Linked DNA regions of Homo sapiens: region 1 is linked to region 2. Evidence: read pairs that join two places in POLR2A ChIA-PET (ENCODE). Cell type or tissue: HepG2. All regions are shown on one strand. Each heading gives the region's core, and the rest is flanking DNA. Links, peaks and the distances in the headings are about the cores only. Region 1 overlaps IGSF23 (immunoglobulin superfamily member 23). Region 2 has its middle 41 kb from the start of IGSF23.

Region 1 (15,027 bases), core at 4,234-9,233, 65 kb before region 2:
AGGAGGATCACCAGAGGTCCAGGAGTTCAAGACCAGCCTGGCCAACATGGCAAAAACCCATCTTTACTAAAAATACAAAAATTAGCCGGCATGGTGGCACATGCCTGTAATCCCAGCTACTGGGGAGGCTAAGACAGGAAAATCACTTGTACCCGGGAGGCAGAGGTTGCAGTGAGCCAAGATCGGGCCTCTGCACTCCAGCCTGGGCGACAGAGTGAGACTCTGTCTCAAAAAGAAAGAAAAAAGGGCATACTAACAGTACTTACCTCACAGCGTGGTCTGTAAAACTTAAACAAGAAACTGCCTAGCTCAATTTCGGGGATATAGTTTGTACTAAATAAAAAGCTGATATACCAACAATAGCAGCAGTGGCAGTGACAATTATTATTATTGTTGCTTTACAGTTGGCATCAAATAATAATGTTCATGAGAATGGTCATTCATTCATTCTTCATTCAGCATATATTTATTGATCCAGCCAGTATCCCAGGCACTGGGTATACAGCAGAAAATAAGACAGACAAAAATCTCTGCCTTTAATGAAGACCGTGTTCTAGTGGAGGGAAACAGACCATAAACAGATTAATACCAGAACTCCATCAGGTCTGGGGAAGATAAGGGTTATGGACCAGCCTGCAGTAGGGAGAGGGGAGGAGGGAGGGGGGAGAGAGAAAGAGAGAGAGAGAAAGAGAGAGAGAGAAAGAGAGAGAGAGAGAGAGAGAAATGAGAGAGAAACAGACACACTCAGAGATAAGGGCTGGGAGACAGAGACAGAGAGATTGAAAGAGATAGAGACACAGCATAGACAGAGGGAGATGAGAGAGAAATGAGAGGTGACAGAGAGACTCAGAGAGCCAAACCCTCAGAGACAGAAACTGAGAGACTTCCTGGTCCCCAGAGGTGGCTGTCCTGGCCAGGGTCTCCATGAGGCCGACTAACAGCTCTGGTCCCTGTGCTCTGACATCTTTATATGTTTTTTATTTTTATTATTATTTTTAGACAGGGTCTCACTATTTCACTGAGGCTGGAGTGAAGTGGCGCCATCATTGCTCATTGCAGCCTCCACCTCCTGGGCTCAACTCCTGCCTCAGCCTCCTGGGTAGTTGGGACCACAGGCATATGTGATCACACCCAGCTAGTTTTTAAATTTGTTGTAGAGATAGGATCTCGCTATGTTGCTCAGGCTGGCCTTGAATTCCTGGCCGCAAGCGATCCTCCCACCTCGGCCTCCCAAAGTGCTAGGATTGCAGGCATGAGCCACTGTGCCTGGCCCCACATTCCTGTATCTTTCTGTAAAATCCTTCCTTTGGCTTTTGGCTGGCTTGGAGGTTTCTGTCCCCGGGTGCCCTCTCTAACTTGGATCTGATGCTTGTGTATGACACATCTGATGCTTGGGGTCTCTCACCCTGGATGTATGTAGGTGAATTTCTAAATGGAAACAGGGAGGCTAGTCTCTTGGAAATCTCTGAATTTTCTGTCAGTGTTGTTTTGCTGAGTTATTTCCAAATTGGGAATCTGTGGCCATCGTTATGTTCCTCCTCTGGATGATGCTGTCACCATCTGGGATTCCCCCACTTCTCTGGGCTCCCAAGCTCCTGTGGCTCCAGGGACTCCTCTCAGGGCCCTGGAGGGTCAGAGGCTGCTCCGAAGAAGCAGGCTTAGAAGAAAAAGCAAGTTTGGTTCGGGGCATATCTGCTTGCTTCTGTGTGTTTCTCTGTCAAGAGTCTAAATTCCTTGAGTGTTTGGACCAGTTGTAGACATTTTCTTCACTCAAGTGCTGAAATATCATCTGATAAAATAGTGAATGGAGATCTCCAATGGGCATCTTATTTTTTGTGTGTGTTTGTTTGTTTTGAGACAGTCTTGCTCTGTCTCCCAAGCTGGAGTGCAATGGCGTGATCTCGGCTCACGGCAGCCTCCGCCTCCCAGGCTTAAGTGATTCTTGCGCCTCAGCCTCCCAAGTAGCTGGAATTACAGGCCTGCACCACCATACCCAGCTAATTTTTTTGTGTTTTTAGTAGAGATGGGGTTTCACCATGTTGGCCAGGCTGGTCTCGAACTCCTGAACTTAGGCGATCCACCCTCCTCAGCCTCCCAAAGTGCTGGGATTACAGGCGTGAGCCACCATGCCCAATGGGCATCCTCTTGATGCTGTGGTTTTCAAACTTCTGGATCCAAAAGGATCATCAGGAAGCTTGTGTAATTAAGCAAATATGAATCCATTTCCTTATTCTTCCCTCTCCCATTAAAAAATAAAATGGTAGCATTATTCTGTATCTTTCTGTTTTTCACTTAGCAACATATCTTGGTGATTTTCCCATAGGCAGATATATTGAGCTACCTCATTCATTCATTCACAAATGTGTACTATTCCATTACATGAATGCACCGTCATTTTTGAAACTGTCTTCAGGGGATGGGCTTTTTGGGTGTTTCCAGCCCTTTTGTACTTGCAAACTGTGCTTCCCTGGGTCATCATGTCCATGGCATTTCCCATGTATGTAACAGTATCTGTCATATTTATTCCCAGAAGCTGATTTGCTGGGCCAAAGGCCATGCACATTTGTGGTCTAGAGGATGTTGCCAAATTGCTGTCCAGCACTCATGCCAGCAAAGTAAGGTCGTGGAGTGGCTTCTACCCAGAAATGCTCACGGCAGTCAGGGAAGGTTTAAAATTTTCAGATATGCCCCCACCCCCTGTATTTCTACAAAAAATTAAAAAATTAGCCAGGTGTGGTGGCACATGCCCATAGTCCCAGCTACTTGGGAGGCTGAGGCTGGAGGATCCCTCAAGCCCAGGAGTTTGAGGCTGCCATGAGCCATGATTGCGCCACGGCCCTCCAGCCTCGGTGACAGAGTAAGACTCTGTCCACCCCAAAAAAGAAAATGTCAGATGTGAAGCTTTGTCCAGAAGGGTGTGATGTAGGAGGCCTGGGAGCAGGGGGAGAAAGAAAGACATGGAGAGGAAGAAAAGGAGATTGGGAACGAGGGCTCCAGAGACTCCCTTGGTTCAAATTCTGCTTCCACTAATTGGTAGCTGGGAATCCTAAGCAACTGGTATCGCTTCTCTTGCCTCTTTTTTCTCATCCATAAAATAGGGGGTCATAAAATCATGTGGTGTTAGTTAAATAAGTTATTTAGAAATAAGTTATATGTGGCTGGGCATGGTGGCTCATGCCTGTAATCCCAGCACTTTGGGAGGCTGAGGTGGGTGGATCATTTTGAAGGGGGCCTGCCCCTCCACACCTCTGAGTATTTCTCACAAGGTGGAGACGAGAGACTGAGAAAAGAAATAAGACACAGAGACAAAGTATAGAGGAAGAAAAGTGGGCCCAGGGGACCGGTGCTCAGCAAGTGAGGACCTGCACCGGCACTGGTCTCTGAGTTCCCTCAGTATTTATTGATCACTATCCCTACTATCTCGGTGAGGGGGATGTGGCAGGACTATAGGGTAATGGTGGGGAGAGGGTCAGCAGGAAAACGTGAGCAAAGGACTCGGTGTCATAGATAAATTTAAGGAAAGGAGCTGTGCCTGGATGTGCACGTAGGCCAGATTTATGTTTGACTTTACACAAATATCTCAGTGCAGTAAAGAGCAGTATTGCTGCCAGTGTGTCTCACCTCCAGCCATAAGGCAGTTTTCTCCTATCTCAGTAAATAGAATGTACGATCGGGTTTTACACCGAGATATTCCATTCCCAGGGACGAGCAGCAGACAGATGCCCTCCTCTTATCTCAACTGCAGAGAGGCCTTCCTCTTTCACTAATCCTCCTCAGCACAGACCTTTTATGGGTGTCGGGCTGGGGGACGGTCAGGTCTTTCCCTTCCCACGAGGCCATCTCTCAGGCTGTCTCAGTGGGGGAAATCTTGGACAATACCCAGGTTTTCTTGGGCAGAGGTCCCTGCTGCCTTCCGCAGTGTATGGTGTCCCTGGTTACTTGAGACTGGAGAATGGCAATGACTTTTACCAAGCATACTGCCTGCAAACACATTTTTACCAAAGCACATCCTGCACAGCCCTAAATCCATTAAACCTTGAGTCAATACAGCACACGTTTCTGCGAGCACAGGGTTGGGGCTAGGGTTACAGATTAACAGCATCTCAAGGCAGAAGAATTTTTCTTAGTACAGATCAAAATGGAGTTTCTTATGTCTTCCTTTTTCTACATAGACACAGTAACAGTCTGATCTCTCTTTCTTTCCCCCACACTTTTGAGGTCAGGAGTTCAAGACCAGCCTGGCCAACATGGTGAAACCCCATCTGTACTAAAAACACAAAAATTAGCTGGGTGGTAGTCGTGCACACCTGTAATCCCAGCTACTTGGGAGGCTGAATCACTTGAGGTGGAGGTTACAGTGAGTCAACGTCATGCCACTGCATTCCAGTCTGGGCAACAGAGTGAGACTCTGTCTCAAAAAAAAAAAAAAAAAAAAAAGAAATATATGGTCTAAAAAGTTATTTATTTAACTGCTCAACAAATGGCAGCAATTATTATTGATGTCTCCTGGGGCTTATGATTCTTTATCTGAAAAATGGGCATAGCATGGCACAGTGGCTCAAACCTGAAATCTCAGCACTTTGGCAGGCTGAAGTGGGAGGACTGTTTGAGAAGAACGCATTAAAGCTCTTTGGTGCGATGCCTGACAATTACCACTATGGAGACGTGGCTGCTCTTTAAACAATTTTTAAAATTTTTTTATTTTTGGCAGAGTCTTGCTCTGCTGCCCAGGCTGAAGTACAGTGGCACAATCTTGGTTCACTGCAACCTCTGCCTCCCGGGTTCAAGCGATTCTCATGCTTCAGCCTCCCAAGTAGCTGGGATTACAGGCCCGCACCACCACGCCTGGCTAATTTTTTTTGCATTTTTAGCAGACAAGGTTTCGCCATGTTGGCCAGGCTGGTCTTGAACTCCTGAGCTCAGCTCAGTCAATCCATCTGCCTCGGCCTCCCAAAGTGCTAGGATTACAGCTGTGAGCCACTGTGCCCGGCCAAAAAAATTTTAATTTTTAAATTTTATTTTTCTTAAACACCAACTCCAACCAGAAGACCTGGCTGCTCTTTTATTTATTTATTTTTTTTTTTGAGACGGAGTCTCGCTCTGTTGCCCAGGCTGCAGTGCAGTGGTAACGATCTTGGCTCACTGCAAGCTCCACCTCCCGGGTTCACGCCATTCTTCTGCCTCAGCCTCCCGAGTAGCTGGGACTACAGGCTCCTGCCACCACGCCAGCTAATTTTTTGTATTTTTAGTAGAGACAGGGTTTCACTGTATTAGCCAGGATGGTCTTGATCTCCTGACCTCGTGATCTGCCTGCCTCACCTCCCAAAGTGCTGGGATTACAGGCGTGAGCCACCGTGCCCGGCCATCTGGCTGCTCTTGTTATTAATGATCTTAATGTTGTTCTCTAGTACAGCTGACCCCTCCCTCACCAGGAAGCCCTCCTGGATCCTCCAGTCTCCATTAAGACTCCCCCCTGGCCTCCCAGAGGAGAGTGATGACTCTGGGTCATCACTGGGAACAGGTCTGTCTCCCTCACTGTACTATAAGCCCTAGGAGGGCAGGCCCAGGGCTGCTGTGGTCACCTCTTGAGGCAGGAGAATAGGGAATTAGGGTAACCAAGGGTAAAGCCATAAGCAAAAGAACGCAGGTACACCTAGTTCTAGGCAAGATTAGGCAGCACACAAGCCACATCCCCATTCGTGTGATAACAAGGGACAGGGTTTCACCATGTTGCCATGCTGGTCTTGAATTCCTGACCTCAGGTGATCTGCCCGCCTTGGCCTCCCAAAATGCTGGGATTACAGGCGTGAGTCACCGTGCCTGGCTAACATCTCTTACTTATTTTATTTTATTTTTGAGATACTGTCACTCCCTCACCCAGGCTGGAGCACAGTGGCCATGATCTCGGCTCACTGAAACCTCTGCCTCCTGGGTTCAAGTGGTTCTCCTGCCTGAGCCTCCCCGGTAGCTGGGATTATAGGCATGTGCCCCCACATCCGGCCAATTTTTGTATTTTTAGTAGAGATGGGGTTTCACTATGTTGGCCAGGCTGGTCTTGAACTCCTGACCTCAGGTGAGCCACCTGCCTTGGCCTCCCAAAGTGGTGGGATTACAGGTGTGAGCCACTGCGCCTGGCCTGCTATGACACATTAATCATGTAAGGTAAATAGTCAGTGGCTGGCACATGGAGAGCCCTCAACAGACAAGACTTGGACTCAGTTCTGCTACTATTATTGCTAAGCAGAATGCCATGTTAGGTGGTTCTGTGTTGGTCACAGAAGCACCGAATTTTCCTCAAATGTGAGATATATCCCCCAGAGGAGTTTCAGCCATACTTGTGTGCCCTGTGCCTGCTATCTGTCAGGATCCTCCTATGGAGAGGTATTAAACTTGAACAGTGCAAAGCTCAAAGGTTGATCTTATTTGCAAACATGCCTCTCCCACTCTCAGGAAGAGAGGCTTCATGAGAAACCATTCAGAAGTGGTGGTGTTTTAATTTATTTTTTGGTTCTTTTTGAAAAAGAGAAAAAAAAAGCAGCATGTGTAAAAGACATATTTTGGGGTCTGGCCAATTTCCAAGGTAAAACCTCCCCCCTGTTTTCTGAGCACTGAGCTCCCACAGACAGGGATGAGCCTCTGATGCTTTGCTTGCACAACGTGTCACGGCGATGGGACCAAGGATGGCACCGAGTCAACCCATCAGATGTTTTCTTCAGGTGTTTCAGAAACAGGGCAAAGGGAGTCTGGTTACGTTGGGTTGTTCCCTTGAACAGAGATGTTGTAGACTTGGAAGCTATGGGATGGGTTTTTTTTTCCACGTGGATAGAGAGGTACAAAGCACCCATCTGCAGAGAGAGACAGAGAACTGTAAATTCCACATGCAGGAGGAAAGGAATTGTAAGGGCTTGGGGTGGGGGTGAAGTGTGTGTGTGGGGGAGGCTGGCAGAGAGAGCTGTGTGTACTTCCACATTTCTTCGTAGATTGCAAAAATGGCCACAGATTTTTCCCTTCTTAGCAAGAGGTGGAGTCAACTTCCCCATCCCTTGAATTTGGCCAGTCATGTAACTTTGGCCAATGAAGTCCTTTCTGTGGCAGAAGTGATGGCATGTCCATTTTGAGCTTGAGACTTAAGGGGCCTTGAAGTTTCTGCTGTTACTCTTGGAATCCTGCCTCTGCCATGTGAACAAGCTTGGGTCACCCTGCTGGAGGATGAGAGACAACATGAAGGAGAGGCCAGTTGTCCCAGCTATGAGGCTATCCTAGTCCAGACAGCCCCTGGGCAATCTGTCAACTGACCCCAGATGCAGGAGCGAGCCTGGCAGAGACCAGAACTACCCAGCTGAGCCCAGCCCAAATGGATGACCCATGAAATTGCAAGCTAAATAAATGGCTGTTGTTTCAAGCCAGTGAATTTTGGGGAGGCAGTTTGTTACAAAGCAAATGCTGACTCACACCTATGGATTGCTGAAAAATTTCATAGGTCCTTATATTAAACTGTTCATTTTATTTTTTCCTGAGCTACGTCAGTGAGTTTCTTTTGCATGGAGCCCAAGAGGTTTATGAAATATAGACTGCTTGTTTAGGCAGCTTCCAGGAATTTGATGAGCTGGGCAGATGGGGTGCTGGCAGTTGGCAAAAGAAGAGAAAAGCAGCTCCTGGAGCTCTCCACAGGAGGGGAACATCTCACAGACAAATGACCAGGGAACCAGGAGGGAGGAAATCACATATGGAGTCTCTGCCCAAGAACTTCTTTCTGTTCCCAAACCTAGGATTTCCTTCACACCCTTCCTGGTATTACCTCTTCAGCTGACAGGAGAGTTGCCCACATTTCAGCTGCATATTCCTATTCTCTGCCTGTCAGTCCTGCAGTGGAGAGAGAGAGAGAGACAGAGAGAGAGAGAGAGAGAGAGAGAGAATAAGAATCATCGACTGAATTATTATCCGTTCCCCAAATTAATATGTAGTCCTAACCCTCCAATGTGACTATATTTGGAGATAGATTCTTCAGACACAGTAAGGTTAAATGAGATCATAAGAGTGGGGTCCTGATCCAATAAGACTGGTATCCTTACAAGAAGAGGAAGAGACCCCAGGGATGAGCATAGAGAAAAGGTCACGTGAGGACACAGTGAGAAGGTGGCCTTCTGCAAGCCATGGAGAGGGGCACTATGGGACATCAAACTGGCTGCCACCTTGATCTTGGACTTCCAGCATCCAGACTGTGAGAAAATAAATTTTTGTTGTTTAAGCCCCCCCGGTCTGTAGCATTTTTGTTACAGCAGCTGGAGCAAACTAATACAATCATCATCATCACATGGCTGAGGTTTATTGAAGGCTCATCACATTCCAGGCACTGTTCACAGCTCATGACTCCCACCATTTTACTTAATCCTCACTCCTGTCTTTGGAGGGAAGTATAATCACATCCCTGGGTTTTTTTTTTTTTTTCTTTTTTCTTTTTTTTGGAGACAGTCTGGTTCTGTTGCCCAGGCTGGAGTACAGTGGCGCTATTTTGGCTTACTGCAACTTCCGCCTCCCAGGTTCAAGAGATTCTGTTGGGAACATGCCCCCCAAAATCTGGCCATAAACTGGCCCCAAAACTGGCCATAAATAGTGGCCTGACCCTCCAGTTCTTTCTTTTCTGGAGGACGCTGGGCGAAAAGTAGTTGCCCCAGTGACTGTTCGAGCAGCGCCTGGAGCGACTGCTGTCAGTTCTATTCAGGCAGGAATCCAGCAAGCTAGAAGAGAAGGTGATTTAGAGGCTTGGCAGTTCCCTGTTAGAATACACCCCCCAGATCAACAGGGAAATATTATAGCTACATTTGAGCCTTTTCCTTGTAAATTACTCAAAGAATTTAAACAAGCTATTCATACTAAAAAAGAATGTAGAAATAATCAGCAAGTCAGCTGCCAGATAGGGGAAAAAAGAAAACTGCTGAGTCTGAAATATGTCCAACATGTAAAAAAGGAAAACACTGGGCTAATCAGTGTCACTCTAAGTTTGATAAAGAAGGGAACCTGATTTCAGGAAATGCCATGAGGGGCCTGTCCTGGGCCCCATTCCAAACTGGGGCATTTCCAGCTCAGGCCATTCCCTCACACCCGTACAATGTCTGTCCCCCGCCACAGCCGGTAGTGCCGCAGTAGATTTATGCTGCACAAAAGCTGTGAGCCTTCTGCCTGGGGAACCCCCGTAAAAGGTCCCAACAGGAGTCTGTGGACCCTTGTTAGCGGGGACAATAGGATTACTTTTAGGAAGGTCTAGTTTAAGTTTAAAAGGGGTACAAACACATACAGGAGTCATTGATTCAGATTACAATGAGGAAATTCAAATTGTTACATCTACTTCTGTTCCCTGGAAAGCAGAGCCAGGAGAGCGCACAGCACAGCTCCTGATTGTGCCGTATGTGGGAATGGGGAAAAGTGAAATTAAATGAACAGGAGGATTTGGAAGCACAAAGAAACAAGGCAAAGCAGCTTATTGGGTAAATCAAATTACTGATAAACATTCCACCTGTGAAATAACTATTCAGGGAAAGAAATTTAAAGGCTTGGCAGATACAGGAGCGGACATTTCAATCATTTCTCTACAGCACTGGTCGTCCACGTGGCCAATTCAACCCACTCAATTTAACATAGTTGGAGTTGGTAAAGCCCCTGAAGTATATCAAAGTAGCTATATTTTGCATTTTGAAGGGCCAGATGGACAACTTGGGACTATTCAACCAATTATAACTTCTGTATCTATAACTTTGTGGGGGAAAGATTTATTACAACAATGGGGAGCACAAGTTCTAACTCCAGAACAATTATATATCCTTCAAAATCAACATATGATGCATGAAATGGGGCATGTCCCTAGCATGAGACTAGAAAAAAATTTGCAAGGTTTGAAAGAACCGCTTCAAGCGGAAAGACAAAGTTCCCGCCAAAGATTAGAATATCATTTTTGATGGCAGCCATTGTTAAGCTTCCAGAACCTATACCTTTAAAATGTTTAGAACAGTGGCCGCTGAGTAAAGAGAAACTGGAGGCTTCAGAGGACTTAAAACTGGCCTTTAATAGTCATAGATTTAAAAGACTGTTTCTTTACTATCCCCTTAGCTGAGCAAGACTGTGAACGGTTTGCATTTACATACTGTAGCCTGCTAAGCATTTTCATTGTTTTACAGATGGGTCTAGTAATAGTACAGCTTCTTATTCTGGCTTGAAAGGTAAAGTTTTCCAGACGCCCTATACTTCAGCTCAGAAAGCGGAGCTTGTAGGTGTAATTGAGGTATTGACTGCTTTTGATATGCCTATTAATATGATTTCTGATTCTTCATACGTGGTTCATTCCACACAGTTAATTGAAAATGCTCAGTTATGATTTCATACAGATGAACAACTGATGACAAAAACAAAAAAGAGGGAGAAACAGGGATTATGGGACAGCCCATACACAATTGAGTCTAGCATTATTAACTTTAAATTTTTTGAGCCTGCCCAAAGGCCAGATGTTATCAGCAGCTGAACAGCATCTACAGAAACCAGCTGCAAAGACAGAAGCAGAACAATTGGTTTGGTGGAGAGATCCAATAACAAAAAGTTGGGAAGTAGGTAAAATAATAACTTGGGGTGTTGGTTATGCTTGTGTTTCTCCAGGCCAACATGAACAGCTGATTTGGATACCATCAAGACACCTGAAATTTTAGCATGAGCCAGATGCCAAGGAAGAGACTCCGGGAGGATCCTGAGGACCCCCCGGTTGCAGCCATGTCGAGGCTGATGCTGAGGAGGACCCCAACTGTCACGAGAAACACCCGTCGAACACAGCCACCCAGCTGGAGACAGATCAAGAAGCTGTCACAGATGATGGAAGAAAACCTGAGGAAAGCGGGACAACCACTCAGAATGAGTAATGGTAGCTATGATAGTGGTAATCACCATTGCCGTGAGTATTCCTTAAAGAAGGGCTGACACAGAGAACAATTATACTTATTAGGCATATTCATCAATCTTGGCTGGCAATAATGCCTGGATGTAATCACTCTATGACACAGTTACATGTGCTTTCTGATCTCAGTATTTACCATAACAAATCTCCTCCTATAATTGAGGCATACTGCCCTCAAAAACCTATCTGTAACAAAATTGAACCTGGCCAGAAAAAATGAACATACTTGTTTAGGAAGATTGCATTGCAGAACAGGCAGAGGTGCTGCACAACGATTCCTATGGAATCATTATTAATTGGTCCCCTAAAGGGATGTTTAGCTTAAATTGCACCAACAGGCCCCCCCGCAAAACCTGGCCATAAACTGGCCCCGAAACTGACCATGAACAATATCTCTGTGGCACTGTGACATGTTCATGATGGCCATGACGCCCACGCTGGAAGGTTGTGGGTTTACTGGAATGAGGGCAAGGAACACCTTGCCCACCCAGGGCGGAAAACCACTTAAAGGCGTTTTTAAACCACAAACAACCGCATGAGTGATCTGTGCCTTAAGGACATGCTCCTGCTGCAGATAAGTAGCCATACCCATGCCTTTATTTCAGCCCATCCCTTTGCTTCCCATAAGGGATACTTTTAGTTAATCTAAAATCTATAGAAACAATGCTAATGTTAATAAATACGTGGGTAAATCTCTGTTTGAGGCTCTCAGCTCTGAAGGCTGTGAGACCCCTGATTTCCCACTTCACACTTCTATATTTCTGTGTCTTTAATTCCTCTAGCACCGCTGGGTTAGAGTTTCCCTGACTGAGCTGGTCTTGGCATGATTCTCCTGCCTCAGCCTCCCAAATAGCTGGGATTACAGGCATGCACCACCATGCCTTGTTAATTTTTGTGTTTTTAGTAGAGATGGGGTTTTACCATGTTAGCCAGGCTGGTCTCGAACTCCTAGCTTCAAGAGATCTTCCTGCCTCGGCCTCCCAAAGTGCTGGGATTACAGGCATGAGCCACTGTGCCCAGCCTGTTTTTAATTTTTATTTTCAATTAAAAAAATGTTTATTGAGACAGAGTCTCACTCTGTCACCCAGGCTGGAGTGCAGTAGAGCAATAATGGCTCACTGCCACCTCGAACTCCCAGACTCAAACGATCCTCCCACCTTAGCCTTTCGAGTAGCTGGAACCACAAGCATGTGTTATCATGCCCAGTGAATTTTTCTTTTCCTTTTTTTTTTTTTGTAGAGACATGAGTCTCGCTATGCTGCCCAGGCTGGTCTCAAACTCCTGGACTCAAGCAATCCTCCTGCCTCAGCCTCCCAAAGTGCTGGGATTACAATTGTGAGCACCACACACTGCCATATTCCTGTTTTACAGATGAGCCACTGAGGGGTTAAAGGGCTCCCCCAAATTCCACAAGGTCATGTACAGCAGAGCTGAGATGTGAATATAAGTAGCCTGGCTTCAGGTCCCTCTCCTCAACTACAAACAATGGGGATCTCTCCTGGCCCTTGGTGGGCATGGTAGGCATGCATGGGGTTCCTGCCTAGCCCATATACACTTCTTTTCTGAGAAATGTTCCTCCTCACTGGGAGGGTCAAGGCAGCCATGTCCATGACACGTGGCCTCATCTGCAAGGTCACAGCTGATTGGATGAGGCTAGCTCCTTCCAGCTGATGCCCCCATTGGCCTTGTCCCAGGAGTCTGTTGCTCACAACTAAATAGGTCTTGGCCACAAGGGCGGGGAAGACAGAAAGTGACCCTTCTTGCCTGCTCATGAGGGCAGGGACTTGAGGTGCCTGGGTGAGGATTTTCATGCCAGCCTGACTCCTCACCTTTCCCCTCTGTAGACTTAGATCAGGGTTTGATTCAGGGCCAGCCATTCATTCGCTGTGTGTCCTTGGGCAAGTTAATGAGCTTTTCTGAGCGTTAGCTCTACTCACTTGGGAAATGACGACAATAATAGCACCTAGCCCTGAGAGTTGGGGCTTTCAGCACCTGGTACGTGCTGAGGGGCCAGGACATCGGAGCTGCCACAATGATGAAGGCAATCTGGGTGGCCGAGGCTGCAGGCTGGCCCTCCCTTGCCCCTAGATGGTTGTGTGCAGGACTCATGGATGGAGACCTGGCCCCAGTTCCTCCCAGCTGGTCCACAATGTCTCCCTAAACCACTACCACCTACAGATTTCTCTTCCTCACAACATAGATTACAGAGGTCTGTACAGTTACTGATGGTGGAAAAGGCAGTGTAGACAGGAGCTAGAACAAAGTGGCAGGCAGGAGTCTAGGCTTGAATCCTTTCTCTCCAGCTGTGGGCCCTGGGCAGATCACTACTCTCTGGACTGAAATGAGATCTTCACCCCTACCACAGCCCCCTCACCTCCCCAGCTCTTATGGAGATTAAATAGAGTAATGCTTGGTGGCTTATGCTTGTAATCCCAGCACTTTGCAAGGCAGGCAGATCATGAGGTCAAGAGATCAAGACCATCCTGGCCAACATGGTGAAACTCCGTCTCTACTAAAAATACAAAAATTGGCTGGGCATGGTGGTGCCCGCCTGTAGTCCCAGCTACTTGGGAGGCTGAGGCAGGAGAATCACTTCAACCCAGAAGGTGGAGGTTGCAGTGAGCCGAGATTGCACCACTGCACTCCAGCCTGGCAATGGAGTGAGACCCCGTCTCAAAAAAAAAAAAAAAAAAAAGAAAGCATATAATAGGTGCTCAATACATGGTAAGATCAAGTTTTTTAAAAACATTATTTTTTTAATTTTTAGAAATAGGGTCTTGCTCTGTCAAGCAGGCTGGAGTGTGGTGGCACGATCATCGCTCGCTGCAGCCTCAAATTCCTGGGCTCAAGCAATCCTCCCACCTCAGCTTCCCAAGTGGTGGGACTATAGGTACGTGCTACCATACTCAGCTAATTAAAAAAAAAAAACTTTAGTTTTGGTAGAGACGGGGTCTCACTATGTTGCCCAGGCCGGTCTCAAACTCCTAGGCTCAAGTGATCCTCCTGCCTTGGCCTTCCAAAGTGCTAGGATTACAGATGTGGGCCACCATGCCTTGCTGATGGTAAGATATTAATAGCGTTGTAGTACTAGCCAACATATAGGATCAAATATAAGTCAGATGCCATCCTTCCCTTGCACTAGACCCTCCATGGCTTCCATCTCACTCAGAGCAAAAGCCAAGTGCTCAGAGAGCCTACAAGGCCTTATGCAAGGGTCTAGCTGCCTTCCCCTGCCTCCCTACTCCCTCTCTGACCCACATGTTACTTCTCTGCCCATTCTTCACACCACTCTGGCCACCCTGGGCTCCTCACTATTTCCTGAACATGCCAGGCAATCCTGCCTCAGGGCCTTTGCACTTGCTGTTCCCTCTGCTGGATATGCCATTCCTTCAGACCCTCACGTGGCTCCCCACTCCCTCCCTTTGTTCAAATGTCACTGTCCCAGGGAGGCCTTCCCTGACTCGTTAAATGCCACCCCACTCCACAATCTTTGTCCTGCTTCCCAGCCTCACTCCTCTCCTTAGCGCTCATCCAACATACTATCTTTTTTAAAAGATTTATTATTATTACTTTTTTGACTCAGGGTCTCACTCTGTGTCCAGTGTGGAGTGCAGTGGCATGATCCTAGCTCACTGCAGTCTAGACTTCCTTGGGCTCAGGTGATCCTCCCATCTCAGCCTCCTGAGTAGCTGGGACTATAAGTGCATGCCACCATGCCTGGCTAATTTTTATATTTTGAGAGAGATGACAAGATGTCTTGTCATGTTGCTCAGGCTGGTTTCAAACTCCTGGGCTCGAGTGATCTACCCACCTCGGCCTCCCAAAGTGCTGGGATTACAGGTGTGAGCCACTACACCTGGCCCATCCAATATACTATCTATATTTCACTCATTCATTGTGTTTCTTGATGGTGTCCCCGACCAGGATGCAAGTTCCATGAGGGCAGGGTCTTTCTGCTGTTTCTTCCCTCGGTATCCTCAGTGCCTGGCACAGAGCGGTCACTGCAGATATGTGTAGAGAGGACGAACATAGTACTTACCACATTCCAGGCACTGCTTTAAGTTTCTTAGAAATATTCACTCACTGGACGG
Region 2 (15,027 bases), core at 5,338-10,337:
CTTAGCCGCCCAAGTAGCCAGGATTACAGGTGCCCACCACCAGGCCAAACTACTTTTTTGTATTTTTAGTAGAGATGGGGTTTCACCATGTTGGCTAGGCTGGTCTTGATCACCTCAGGTGATCTGCCCACCTTGGCCTCCCAAAGTGCTGGGATTATAGGCATGAGCCACTGTGCCCAGCCTTTATTTTTTTATTATTTATTATTATTTTTTTGAGATAGGGTCTCACTCTGTCACCCAGGCTGGAGTGCAGTGGTGCAGGCTTGGCTCACTGCAACCTCTGCCTCCCAGGCTCAGGTGATCCTCCTGCCTCAGCCTCCCAAGTAGCTGGGACTACATGTGTATGCCACCATGCCTGCCTAATTTTTGTAGAGACAGGGTTTCACCATGTTGCTCAGGCTGGTCTCGAACTCCTGGGCTCAAGTGATTCTCCTGCTCCAGCCTCCCAAAGTGCTGGGATTACAGGCATAAGTCACTGCACCCGGCCTGCCAGGTTCTTTTAAACAACCAGCTTTTGCATGAATGAACAGAGCGTGAATGCCTTCATTACCGCAAAGATGGCGCCAAAGCCTCATGAGGGATTGCCCCATGACCCAAAAACCTCCCACTAGGCCCACATCCATCATTGGGGATCACATTTCAACATGAGATTTGGAGGGGACAAACATCCAAACGATATGACACTGTTACTATGGGCCCCATTTTCCAGATGAGGATGGAGGCCCAGAGGCAGCACCGTATAGTCGCCGATGCCATGGATTCAGATTTGGCTCTGCAATTTGCACTGTGTGAACTTCAACAAGCCATTTAAACTCTCAAGGCCTCAGTCTCCTCATCTGCAAAATGGGTAGCTCTAACCCCTGCCTCACAGGGTTGTTGGGAGGTTCAATGAATTGCCATTTGTAAAGCACACAGAACAGTTCCCGGCACACAGCAAACGATTAATAAGTGTTTAAGAGAAAACAGGCCAGGTATGGTGGCTCGAGCCTGTAATCCCAGCACTTTGGGAGGCTGAGGTGGGCAGATCACCTCAGGTCAGGAGTTCGAGACTAGTCTGGCCAACATGGTGAACCTTGTCTCTACTAAGAATACAAAAAATTAGCCGAGTGTGGTGGTGTGCACCCATAGTTCCAGCTACTTGGTAGGCTGAGGCACGAGAATCACTTGAACCTGGGGGGCGGAGGCTGCAGTGAGCCGAGATCACACCACTGCACTCCAGCCTGGGCAACAGAGTGAGACTCTGTCTCAAAAGACAGAGAGAGAGAGAGAGAGAAGGAGAGAGAGAGAGAGAGAGAGAGAGAGAGAGAGAGAGAGAGAGAATAGCCAGAGATGTGGGTAAATTGCCCAGAGTCACAGAGTCACATAGCCATGTAAAGCAGGTGTTAGAATCAGAGACTGGCTCTGGAATCTTCCCTGTTAATCACCCCATAGCATTGCCTTTTGAGCAATAAGGGAGGGCACTTAGGGACCCTGAGGAGGTACCCAATCTGCTCCCAGGAGGCCAAGAAGCTTCTTGGAGGAGGTGACATCTGAATTTATCCTGGAAGGAAGAGCAGGAGTTAATTGGCAAGGGGAGGGCAGGAATTTACAAATGTAAAAAGCCCAGAGGAAAGAAAAACAGTGCACATTCTCCATGATGTGGATTTAATCTGAATGGCATGTGCTGTTCAAGCAAGTGATCAGCAAAAGACAGGACTGGGGACAGGGCCAATGGATAGATCAGGAAGGGTCATGTGTATAAATTTATTTTGCACATCACAGGTTATTTTCTCAGGCTGAATTCCTGAAAATAAAATAGCTAAGTCAGATTTTAATTCTTGATACATGGCATAAAATTGCCCTTCGAAATTATTGTGGCAATGTAGCCTGCCATGAAATGTACATGAGAGTGCCCATTTCTGAACATCCTTGCCCACACTGGGCATTATTGTTTTAAGATGCTTTGGTGATTTTATATTACTAAAGGTTTCCAAGGGGAGGGTAGACATTGAAGTCCTGGGGACAATGGTGTTTGAGGAAGAGGGGCCTGGAGGGGTGTGCAGGGAAGATACCAGTTGGGAAGGAGGGGAGGTAAGAAGGGAAGAGACTGGTTTGTGGATTCGACATGTAACAGAGGCAACTCCTAATGTCTTTTAGGTTTGAGATGCTTCTGATGGGGAAGAAATCTCAATTAGAAAACAAGACTTCCTGAGAAGGTCCCCATCCTTAACCCTGAAGTGACAGGAAGCTCATCACCTCCCCTCCTGAACAGCCTATTACACTATCTGGTCCCACAGACACGTTTCTGTTACCATCCATACTAGTTTCCAGCGGTGGTTTTGGCAAATTATTTAGGTTGGTGCAAAAGTAATGGCAAAATCTGCAATTACTTTTGTACCAACCTCATACTACAAACTTGTTAACCTAAAACAACAGCATTTTATTCTCTCACTGCTCCAGAGGGCAGAAGTTGAAATCAAGGTGTGCATAGGCCGAGCTCCCTCTGCAGGTTCTAGGAGGAACCTCCCTTGACACTTCCAGCTTCTGGTGGCCCCAGGTGTTATTCAGCTGATGGCTGCATCAGTCCAGTCCCTGCCCCAGTGTTCACATGGCCTTATCCTCTGTGTATCTGTGTATCCGTGTCTTCTCCACTTCTCTCTCTCTCTGTCTTTTTTTTTTTTTTTTTTGAGATGGAGTCTCACTCTGTTGCAAGGCTGGAGTGCAGTGGCGCAATCTCGGTTCACTGCAACCTCCATCTCCTGGGTTCAAGCGATTCTCCTGCCTCAGCCTCCCGAGTAGCTGGGATTACAGGCACCTGCCACCATGCCTGGCTAATTTTTGTATTTTTAGTAGAGACAGGGTTTTGCCATGTTGGCCAGGCTGATCTCAAACTCCTGACCTCAGGTGATCTGCCCATCTCTGCCTTCCAAAGTGCTGGGATTACAGGCATGAGCCACCTTGCCCGGCCTTCCTCTTCTCTCTCTTATAACAACACTTTGTCATTGGATTTAGGGCATAGCTGGACAATCCAGCATGACTTCATCTCAAGATCTTTAACTTAATTACATCACGAGGATCCCTTTCCAAATAAGGCCATATTCTCAGGTCCTGGGTGGACATATTTTTTTTAGGGGGCCACCATTCAACCCCCTAAACCATCATGATCATCTTTTTTTTTTTTTTTCTTTTGAGACGGAGTCTCGCTCTGTCACCCAGGCTGGAGTGCAGTGGCGCGATCTCGGCTTACCGCAACCTACGCCTCCTGGATTCAAGCGATTCTGCTGCCTCAGCCTCCTGAGTAGCTGGGATTACAGGCATGCACCACCATGCCTGGCTAATTTTTGTATTTTTAGTAGAGACGGGGTTTCACCATGTTGGTCAGATTGGTTCCGAACTCCTGACCTCGTGATCCGCCCACCTCGGCCTCCCAAAGTGCTGGGATTACAGGCATGAGCCACCACGCCCAGCCGGAAATTCTTTTTTTCTTTTGAGACGGAGTCTTGCTCTGTTGCCCAGGCTGGAGTGCAGTGGCACAATCTCAGCTCACTGCAACCTCCACCTCCTGGGTTCAAGTAACTCTCCTGCCTCAGCCTCCTGAGTAGCTGGGACTACAGGCGCGTGCCGTGCCACCACACCCGGCGAATTTTTTGTATTTTTAGTAGAGACAGGGTTTCACCGTGTTAGCCAGGATGGTCTTGATCTCCTGACCTCATGATCTGCCTGCCTCCACCTCCCAAAGTGCTGGAATTACAGGCGTGAGCCACTGCGCCCGGCCAGGAAATTCTTAACACTTGGAACCCCGCCTTCATCCCTAACTCCTGCAGCATTAGATCCACCACCCATCATGTGTTTAATAAATGCAGGTTGAACCAGATCCTGCTCCAGGAGTTACAGTGTGATTATGTAGCAGTACAATCTGGTTCAACTTTTATGTAACAAAGTTGTAAGTTGTTTTTAGGTTGCCATGGACCCTCAGGTCACATAAACTGAGCATGCCCAGGTGAACCAAGTACGCAACCACAGGGGAACCTAAGCATTTGGACCAAGGAGCAGGGACAGAATTAAGAAGCAGACATAACATGGCAGGATCCAGGAGCCAATCAGATCAAGCCCTGGCATCACCCCATCATGGCAGGATCCAGTCAGATCATGCCTCCTGGCATCACCTCATTGCAAGATCCAATCACATCATGCCTCCTTACCCTATGCTTATAAAAATCCTGACCCTGCCCCCAGTGTTGGGAGCCGAAAAGGCCAAAGGGATCGTGACCAACTCAGCATTCCGCTGGAGGCTATATGATCAAATAACAAACTGTTTATCATGAATGCAGGATGTGGGCAAACTCACACTGCCCTGCCACCAAAAGGTTTGCTGAGGGACATCATTCCCGGGCTCCGGGCTCCTTGAAGTTATCTACTGAGAATATTAGCGCCTATTGCTCAAAGGATGCAATCTCGAAAGCCTGCTGTGAACCAAACGCCCGACTGACAATTACTCGACAATCACTCCCCACTTTCTCACTATCTCTTTTGCCTAATAAATATGGAGGGCCGTGTAAAGCTCAGGGCGCTTGTCCACTAGAGGCAAGGTGCCCCCTGACCCTTTCTTCCAAATATACTTCTTTGTCTCTTGTCTTTTATTCCCATGTTTGCCCCACTTTGTTCAGTCCAATAGGTCCGCGGCACCCCAGCTCAGAGAGGTTACTGCTTTGGGAACTATCCCTAGTGTGCTCTTTACTTGTTGCAAGTAATAAAATCCCCATGCTAAATCCTCTTTGGTTGCAGTCATTGGGTTGATACCTGCCAAGTGTCTGAACCCACCTGATGCGTGGGTAACAACTGTTGTCAAATGTGTGAGTCTCTCTTGGGAAGAGCAGGAAACACCGTGCTGGTGGGCAGCAGTTGCCTGACTTTATCTTCTCACCCCGAAATCCACCCCCTCACTTATTTCAGTGATTTGAAGTGTCATGAGCCTCCCACCACCGGGCCTTTGCTTACACTCTTCTCTCCATTTGCAACACTCTTTATGTCAGGTGGGGATTTGGTTCAGCTGCATAAAATAGAAACTCAAATAACAGTGGTTTAGTTAATAAAGGAGTGTAGTTCTCTCTCATGTAAAATAAGTTGTGGTTGGTTGATCACAGACACGGCTCCGATTCTCTACTCTCTGTATCGAAGCACCTTGTAATGTGACTTTACAGCTTCTCCCACAAACAGGTGGAGCCTGTTTTCCTGTACCCTTGAATCTTGGTTGACCTCATGACTTGCTTTGACCAAAACAATGAGGTAGAAATAATAAAGTGGCAGTCCTGAGCCCAGGCCACAACAAGTCTTGTGCATTTTTGTCTGTCTCTCGAAGTTCCTAGGTTTTAGAGAGGTTTGTTACATGGTGATAAGTAACTGATACAGACATCTCAGTGTGGTCTGGTGACTTCATGGTCACCAGGTACCCATGCTGTGGGATAATTAAGGAATCAGAGGGACCAAGGGGTTGAGGAGGAATTATTTAATTATTTAGGTGCACCGACCCAGTCAGATTAACATCCAAAGGACTGAGCCCCGAACAAAGAGTCAAGCTACCTTTTAAGCATTTCGTGGGGTGGGGGGAGTTCTGTGCAGGGGGAAGCGTATTACAGAAGCAAGAATTAAAAACAGTTATTCAGTTAAGACATGCATTACATTATTTCTTACTTTTCAAGGAATAATATGTTTTACGACTTGAGATTATCTGTCTAATGACCTTGCAGCTGCACAGCTAGAGAAAGAGTCTTCACAATGCCTGGGAAAGGGAGCGATAAGGCTCACTAGCCACAGACAGAAAAACAGGCAGTTAATTTTAAAGGACTCCAGCTGTTTCTCTTCCTCAAGGGGAATTGGGTTTTCTTACATACAACTGAGTTTTTGCTTAGACAGTCTTTAATTTCTTTTGATTCCTGTTCCACGCAAGCTCCTTCTATGTTTCTGTTCCATTATATCAGACATAGCTTCCTTCCTTAAGTCAGTTCGTCATTCAGAATGGCTGCTGGAGCTCCAGTCATTACACTCTTCCTCACTGTCTTTGTCTACTTAATTCTGACCCATCCTTTAGATCACAGATGAAACATCAGATCTTCAGAAGAACATCTCTAATTCTCATAGCATGATGTATTTTTACTACATACCGCTTATCCTTGAAATCTGGGTAACTTGCAGCGTAACTGGCTCTGTCATTTACTAACTGTATGACTTGAACAAATGACTCTTCTTCTCTGAGCGTCAGTTTTTCTATCTATAAAATGGGGACAGCAAGAGATCCTGCTTCATGGAGTGAGAATTAACTGAGATAATTCAGTGTATGCCTGGCGATAGTAACTGCTGAACAACTGGCAGGTAGAATAATGTTTCCAAATTTGAGAGGTAAAACAGTGGAATGGGAAGGACCATGAACAGTGGATCCAGCCTGCAAAGGTTCAAATCCTGGTTCTGCCTCTTATCATCCATGTGACTTTGGGCCAGTGATTCTGTGTCTCAACTTCTCCATATGATAAATGGAGATGATGATAGTTGTATCTAACTTCTAGGACTGTGGGAAAGATAAAATGCGTTCACCATGTAACAGGACAGCACCTGATCATTGGTGAACAGTTTTGTTGTTGTATTTTACACACACACACACACACACACACACACGTATATATACACACAGAGAGAGAGAATAGATTGCTTCTGTTTCTCTGCAGACAGAATATATGTTGTTTCCACTTTATTTCCTGCTATAAACAATGCTGTCATGATTATCCCAGAAGTAAATATGTTCACATATCTATAATGATTATCTTAAGATAAATGTAAGAGGAACGGTGGGGTCAAAGAGAGTGTACATGTGTATGTTTTTGGATGCATCTTGCAAAACTGTTCTCCAGAGATCGCTAGCACTGGGTGTCGTCATTTAAAAATTCTAGGTCGGTGGTTTTCAAACTTCTGTTTTCTTTGTTTCTTCCATATTCATCAAGCAGTACATATTTGTCAACTCTCTCTGCCCCTGTACCTTGCTTTCCAAGTGGACTGCAGACTTTGAAAACCAAAGATCAAGGTGATTACCAAGTGTCCCTTCAGGAGGTTGCTTTCCTTGTTCATTTTGGGTCTTTGGACCCTGCTGGTGGAAATTGCTGCCATGCAGAATCTGAGGCAAAGAGCCTACTTTGATCTTTTATCTTGCTATCACTTGTTCTGATAAGCTCATGTCCACGTCCTTCAAGGCTGCGCAATATCAACCCCTCCACACTGGGTCGCAGGCCCTTAACAAAAATTAACCCAGAGACCAGGCTGGTGTCAATACCTCTGTAACCCCACCTAGGACCAGCACTGCATGGCTGGCGCCTCAGGTGGCAGAGGGGACCTCTGGAACCAGCAGAGGCTGCCTCACCCACCTCTGGGATAAACACAGGCCACACTCCTTGTCAGCAAATGCAGTGCCAAGCATTCTTTCTGGCCAAAGCAGCACTGGGGCTGGACCTTCTGTGATGGCAGAGCCTGGAGGAATCTGTAGAATTGGTAAGACCCAAACTGGTGCCAGTGGACCCTGCCCCAAACTCTCAGTGTGGAATCTGGGGTGAATGGGAGTGGGATCCAGGGAGCAGTACTGATGGGCTGTCTTCTGAGAGGAGGTAAAACCAAAGACCCTATAGAGGGCGGGGCTTTTCAGACACTATTGAACTTCCCCTAGGCCTGGCCTCCAGCTGGGAGGAGGCAGAAGGACAGCTAGACTGGTGAGGCATCAAAGAAACAGGGCTGGCCCCTTGGAAGGTCCCTGCAGAGGTGGTGGGCTTTGGACATGGCTCTGTCTTGCAGGTAACAGTTACGGATCATAATTTCTGATTTTCTTCCCCACTGATATCTCTCACCTGGATTGTTGCAGTCACCTCCTAAATGGTGTCTCCTGCTTCTGCCTTGCCTGGGGTCACCACATATAGCTGTATGGGTTGTGCACTGCACAGTTGCTGGAAGTAGCATTTGCATTAACTACAATGTGAATGGCAGCTCACTTCGTGGAGCTGAGCAATGTTGCAACTCTACCCTTGAGCTCCAAAATCAATGCAATCTGCAGCCAGAATGATCAGAATATAAGGTACATCGTGTTAATCTTTAACTCAAAACTCTCCAGTGGTTCTCTGACTCCCTCAGAATACAACGAAAAGTCCTTACAGGCTGGTGCGGTGGCTCATGCCTATAATCCCAGCACTTTGGGAAGCCAAGGCACAAGGATCACTTGAGCCCAGGAGTTCAAGACCAGTCTGGTCAACGTGGCAAAACCCTGACTCTACAAAAAAAATATAAACATTAGCTGGGCATGGTGGCGCATGCCTGTGGTCCCAGCTACTCGGGAGGCTGAGGCACGACAATCACTTGAACCCGGGAGGCGGAGGTTGCAGTAAACCATGATCAAGCTGGCACACTCCAGCCTGAGTGACAGAGCGAGACTCTGTGGCAAAAAAACAAAAACAAAAACTAAAACAAAAACAAAAAAACTCGTATAATTATCTGCAAGAGCCTGCATGATGTTCCAAACCAGAGCTAATACTGCCCCCTAGCGGGTATTTGACAATGTGTGGGAATGTTCTCTGGTTGTCTCAATGCCTGGAAGGAGCTGCTGCTGTTGTAGTAGGGAGAGCAAGTGGTGTTAAAAACTCCTTGCAATGCACAGGACGGATCCACAAGATGAATAATTGTCTTGCCAAAAATGTCAATGCCAGTTGTAAGTGTGATCTGTCTCTCTTACCTCTCTGACTTTATCTCTTACCTCTTTCATTTTCACTTACTCAACTCCAACCACACTGGCTTCCCTGCTTTTCCCTCAAAAACAATGATCTTCCTCCTGCCTCAGGGCCTTTGCACATGCTCTTCCCACTCCCACAGTTTAACTCCGATGAGTGAGACTCTAGCAGTGGCTGAGTCTACTGTCGAATGCTGCTAAGTGGCCTCTGTGATAGTGCTCTTTGCTTCCTCCCTTTGCCTTCTTCCTGAGCCTCTGCAAGAAGCAGGTGTCTGCTCAGCTGACGATCACATCCATCCCTCCCTGGGCCGTCGAGGGGGCAACGTCACCCTGTCTGTCCAGGGGATCCCTCAGAATCTCATCTCCTACAATTGGCTCCGAGGAGCAACCACCAATCAGGTTACCCGGATCCTCAATTTTAACTTCTTCAGCCATGGCTACACCCTAGGACCAGCCCACACTGGCAGGGAAACAGGCAGAGCTGATGGCTCCCTGATCATTATTGATGTGCGTGCATCTGACAATGGCATCTACACCCTGCATCTCATCTCTTCTGGTGAAAACAGTTGCCATCATGCTATGCTACTTGTCTCTGGTAAGGATTACCCTTGGGAAGCAGCAGGGAGGCTCTCTGGTAGCAAAATTAATAATAGCATTTAGAAAGTGCTTTCTGTGTACTAAGTATTGTATATCCTTTGCAGATAGAATGTCATGGGCTCTTCATTACAACTTTTAGATAAGATTTATGAGTAGGGGAGCTGAGGCTCAGGGAGCGTAACAACATGGCCAGTGGCACCCATGGAGCTGGGATTTGAACCCAGTCTCTGCTTAACCCTAAAGCCCATGTTCTTGAGTACTACGTTACAGTGTTATTTACATTTAAGTATTTAAATATTACCACCCCCACCTCATTATTAAAGTAACAATGCTCAAATCATCCTTCTTCTGAGTAATTATTCTGTATCCTTCCCTGTGCTAATCCTTTTAAGTAATTATCACATAAAATCCTTGTATAATATATACAATATATAAAGAGTTTCTACAAATCAATAAGAAAAAATACTTCAATAGAAAAAAACAGGAGAAAGATTTGGATAATCAGTTTGCAGAGGAAGAAATATAAAAGGTCAATCATGATATGAAAAGATGTTCAATCTCACTAGTAATAAAGGCAGTCCCTTACTCATAAGCCTGTTAAAACTTTTCAAGTGTGATTCTAATCAATGTTGCCAAGGGTGTGGGAAGTGAGCACTCCCAAGTGGTTGATGGGAGTTTAGGGGAAAAACATTTTCTGAGGGCTACTTTGTTTTTTCTATAATAACATTTTGAAACAGTTTATTTGGAAATAATTTCAAATTTAAAAAAGTTGCAAAAATAAAGAGTACAAAGAACACCCGTATGCCCTTTATTCAGATTCACCTAGTGTTAATATTTGTTCTCATTTACTTTATCATTTGTGCTCTCTCTCCCCCTTCTGTCTCCCCCTCCCTCTCTCCTTCCTTCCCTCCATTTGATAGTAAATTACAAACTTCATGGCTCTTTACCCCTAAATACATCAGTATGTATTTCCTAAGAACAGAGATATTCTCTTACATACCCACAGTTATCACCTTCATAAATGTCCAGGGATAAAATACTTTTATGTGCTCTATCATCCATATTCCAACTTTGTCAATTGGCACAATAAAATCCTTTATAGCCTATTCCCCCATCCAGTACAGGATCCAGTCTCTAGTCAGATACTGGATTTTGTGTCCTCTTTACTCTCTTTTAATCTGAAACTTTCCCACAGTCTTTCTTGTTTAAAATTCATCTTTTTAATTTTTTTTTAAAATTTAGAGATAGGGTCTTGCTCTGTCAGCTGGGCTGGAGTGCAGTGGTGCGATCACAGCACATTGCAGCCTCCAACTTCTGAGCTCAAGAGATCCTCCTGCCTCAGCCTCCTGAGTAGCTGGGACCACAGGCATGCACCACTACACTCATCTAATTTGTAAAAGTTTTCTTTTTTCAAATAATTTTTTTTTTTTGAGATGGAGTCTCGCTCTGTCACCCAGGCTGGAGTGTAGTGGTGCTATCTTGGCTCACTGCAACCTCTGCCTCCTGGGTTCAAGAGATTCTCCTGCCTAAGCCTCCTGAGTAGCTGGGATTGCGGGTGCCCACCACCATGTCCAGCTAATTTTTGTAGTTTTAGTAGAGACGGGGTTTTGCCACATTGGCCAGGCCGGTCTTGAACTCCCGACCTCAGGTGATCCACCTGCCTCAGCCTCCCAAAGTGTTGGGATTACAGGCATGAGCCACCGTGCCCAGCCAAAATTTTATTTTTCATTGACATGTGGTCTCGCTATATTTCCCAGGTTGGTTTCAATCTACTGGCCTCAAGAGATCCTCCCGCCTCAGCCTCCCAAAGTGCTGGGATTACAGGCGTGAGCCACCATGCCTGGCCTCTACAGCCTTTCTTTATCTTTAATGGTGTTGCCATTTTTAAAGAATATACTTCCCCATTTAAAAATTAAAACTATCTATCATCATCTACCTATTATCTATCTATCATCTACCTATTATCTATTATCAGTAAGGACTCATTAATTTCTATTTTCTGATGGTTTATAACTTGTTACTGTACTTAATATTTGGGTGCTTAAATTATTCTGAAGTTGACTAGTGGGAGCCCTTTTCATCTCCCTTGGGACATGCTGATTTTTTAAAAACACTCTGTGTCTGGCATAATAAGATATTCAGGGCTCACGTTGTACATATTCTGCTCCTCTCCGGGAATAAGTCATTTCTCTGGAGAGCACTGCTTCCTTTTAGCATGGAATGGTATTAGAGACCAAAGATCTAGGAGCTAGGTGCTACTTGTGTGTCTTTGCTTTTAGGCTCTTTCAGTGGATAGAACTAGAAAAATGTGTGCATGTGTACACACAGACATACACATATGCCCATATATGCACATAATTATGCATATTTTAGAAATCATGCATTTACACCACCACTCCTAATTCCAGGTTCTTTTTTGCTTTTCCCATTTGCATGTCCCTTCTTCCACAGTGAGAATACTGGCTCCCAACATTAACACATTTACTCATTTGCTTAATATAATAATTTGATATATCTATATACATTATAACAGTATAATATATTTAACATAGTCTTACAATTGCATCAGCCATACCACTACAAAAAACAGTTCTACTAAAATGAATTCAGGATTTGTTTGCAGTTCCCATCCTCCAACCCTGTTAAAGACTATGGGTATATAGTAAAATATACGTAAATTACTAGAGTTAGTCCTTTCATTTATTACCCCCTCCTTCCCTGTTTCCCTCCCTCTCACATTTCCTTCCTTCCTTCTTTCCTTCCCCTTCAGTATAATTATAATATTCATTTGAAATACAATTAGGTTAATTTGCTTTAGTTTGTTTTCCTGTTTAATTTTATTTTTTGAACATTTAGAATATTAACGTGCTTTCAAAAGTCAAACCTCGTTATAAAGACATTTCAGAGAAGGGTCACTCCCTCCTATATTCCTTCCACCTTATTTTCCTCTCACCTCTTACGGGTAACCAACTTCATTTCTTCCTGGTTTATCCTTCGTGTGTGTGTGTAAAGATAAATAGCTATGTGTATGTTTCATCATTCCTTCTTACACAACCGATAGCATACTCTATATGCTCTTCTGCAATTTGCTTTTTTCGCTTGACAGAATGTCCTGCAAAGCACTTCTTATCAGGCCATGGAGATCTTCCTCATTCTTTTGTTACAGCAGCATTCCATTGTGTAGAGGTACCATAATTCATTCAGCTACTCTCCTATGCTTGGGCATGTAGGTGGTTTCCAATATTCTGCAGTGATAAACAGTGTTGTAATGAATAACTTCGTGGACATGTGTTTTCATATTGCCAGAGGTGCTTCTTCAGGTGAACTCCCTAGAAATAGGGTAACTGGTTTGAAAAGCAGATCCATACATAAATTGTTAGATATTCCCCATCCCCACTGCATTGCAATGATACAATTTTGCATTCCTACCAGCATTGTGAATAAGTGTATGTTTCTCATGGTTTTTTTTGTTGCAAATGGTTGATGCTTGCTGCATAACTCAGAGGTCCCTAGCCAGGAGATGCTCTGCTCTCCCCACTTCCCTCATCTGTGAGGCCATCCTCCTAGGGTTGTTTTAGGAGAGGCCATCCCCTGTGCCGTCACTGGAGGGGAACATGTAAGCAGCTGAGTAGACCTCTCATGACCATGGTTTGAGGAAGATTTTTTTTTTTAAATTACTGTGATAAAAACAAAGTAACATATATGTTCATTATAGAAAATACTTGCATGCAAAACAGAAAAATTTCATGTACTTCCACCTCCCAAAGAGGCAATTATTAACACTTAATTTCCTTTCAGATTTAATTTGTAAAATCTTTAATTTTGCTTTTCTTTTTAAAATTTGAAGTAATTATAGATTCACAGGAAGCTGCAAAGAAATTGTATCATGGAGAGATCCCATGTGCCTTTCATCCAGTTTCCCCCAATGAATACATCTTATATAACTATAGTTCAACATCACAATCAGGAATGATACTGGTGCAATGTGTGTGTGTGTAGTTTCAATTGATCACATGATCATGTAAACGCCACTGCAATCAAGTTACAAAACGGTTTTATTGCCACAAAGTTCTCCCTGGTGCCACCTTTTCATAGTCACGCCCACTTCCCTCTTTTCCCCCATCCCTAACCCCTGTCAGCCACCAAGTTGTTTTCCATCTCTATAATTTTGTCATTTCAAGGATGTTATATAAATGGGATTGTACAGTATGTGACCTTTTGCGAGCGACTTCAATATTTTACTCATGCATAATGCCCTTGAAATCCATTCAAATACAGTTGGCACTTGCACAATGCGGGGATTAGGGGTGCTGAACTCCGCCCAGTTGAAATTAATTTTTGAGTCCCCCAAAATTTAATTACTAATAGCTTATTGTTGAATGAAAGCCATATTTTGCATGTTCTGTGTATTATATACTGTATTCTTACAATAAAGTAAGCTAGAAAAATGTATTAAACTCATAAGAAAGAGAACATATGTTTACTATTCATTAGGTGGAAGTGGATCATTATGAAGGTCTTCATCCCCGTTGTTTTCATGCAGAGGAAAAGGAGGAAGAGGAGGGGTTAGTTTTGTTGTTTCAGGGGTGGTAGAGACAGAAGAAAATCTGCTTATAAGTGGACTTGCACAGTTAAAGCCCAAGTTGTTCAAGGGTCAAATGTAGTTATATATCAATAGTTCGTTCCTTTTTATTACTGAACACTTTTCCACGTACTATAGTTTGTTTAATCATTCAGTTATTGAAAGACAACTTGGCTGTTTTTGTTTTTTGGGTATTACAAATAAAGCTACTATAAACATTCACCTATAGGATTTTGTGTGGATCTGTTTTTTTTTTTTTTTTTTTTTTGAAACAGAGTCTCACTCAGTCACCCAAGCTGGAGTGCAGTGGTGCGATCTCTACTCACTGCAACCTCCGCCTCCCGGATTCAACTGATTCTCCTGCCTCAGTCTCCTGAGTAGCTGACATTACAGGCACCTGCGACTATGCCTGGCTAATTTTTTGTATTTTTAGTAGAGACAGGGTTTTGTCATGTTGGCCAGGCTGGTCTTGAACTCCTGACCTCAGGTGATCTGCTGCCTCGGCCTCCCAAAGTGCTGGGATTTCAGGCGTGAGCCACCGTGCCTGGCTTGAGTTTCTATTTCTTTGGGATAATGCTCAGGGGTGCAATGGCTGAGTCATATGCTAAGTATCTGTTTAGTGTTTTAAAGAAATTGCCAAACTATTTTCCCAAGTGGCTGCACCATTTTACATCTCCATCAGCAAGGTGTGGGAGATGCAGTGTCCCTGCATCCTTGGCAGTGTTTCATATCGTCGCTGTGATTGTTTTCAAGTTTAGTCGTTGTAATAGGTATGTAGTTAATGTTTTATCGTGGTCTTACTTTGCTTTTCCCTAATGGCTAATGATGTTGATTAAATATCTTTTCCTGTGCCTATCTGCCATTTGTGTATCTTTTTCAGTGAAATCGCTCTTCGATGAAGAGAAGATTGTGTGCAAAGGAAAAGAACTGAATAACTAAAACAATTCTGAAAAAAAAAGAATAAAGTAGGAGGTAGCACTCTCCCTGATTTCCAAATTTATTATATAGCTACAGTAATCATGACTGTGCGGTACCGTGAAGAGAGATTTCACTGAAAAATATAGATTGTTGTTTGGTTTTGTTTTTACTGTTGAGTTTTGAGAGTTATTTGTATAGT

The links. Peaks named below come from ENCODE experiments on the same cell type or tissue, not always from the same donor. Only the 100,000 strongest peaks of a DNase experiment are listed, where the experiment ranks them.
Region 1: POLR2A ChIA-PET joins it to region 2 with 8 read pairs; 13 of 35 experiments call an interaction of 5 or more read pairs at or near these places.

Annotation. Positions count from the first base shown.
Region 1 is chr19:44,628,237-44,643,263 of GRCh38, reverse strand. IGSF23 (immunoglobulin superfamily member 23) reads right to left here. Exons shown (of 5, transcript NM_001205280.2): 4 at 7,799-7,863; 5 at 6,483-6,845. The coding sequence ends at 7,830. Among named protein-coding and RNA genes, the nearest start is that of PVR, 8.2 kb to the left of the region's middle. RefSeq lists an enhancer at 6,221-6,515. In HepG2, for the core only: no CTCF peak of the experiment used is centred there; a DNase peak (open chromatin) is centred at 6,393.
Region 2 is chr19:44,564,584-44,579,610 of GRCh38, reverse strand. No RefSeq gene overlaps it. Among named protein-coding and RNA genes, the nearest start is that of IGSF23, 41 kb to the left of the region's middle. RefSeq lists an enhancer at 783-1,314 and silencers at 2,336-2,630, 12,361-12,561. In HepG2, for the core only: a CTCF peak has its summit at 8,533 (motif pointing left); DNase peaks (open chromatin) are centred at 8,070 and 8,540; H3K4me3 peaks cover 797 bases.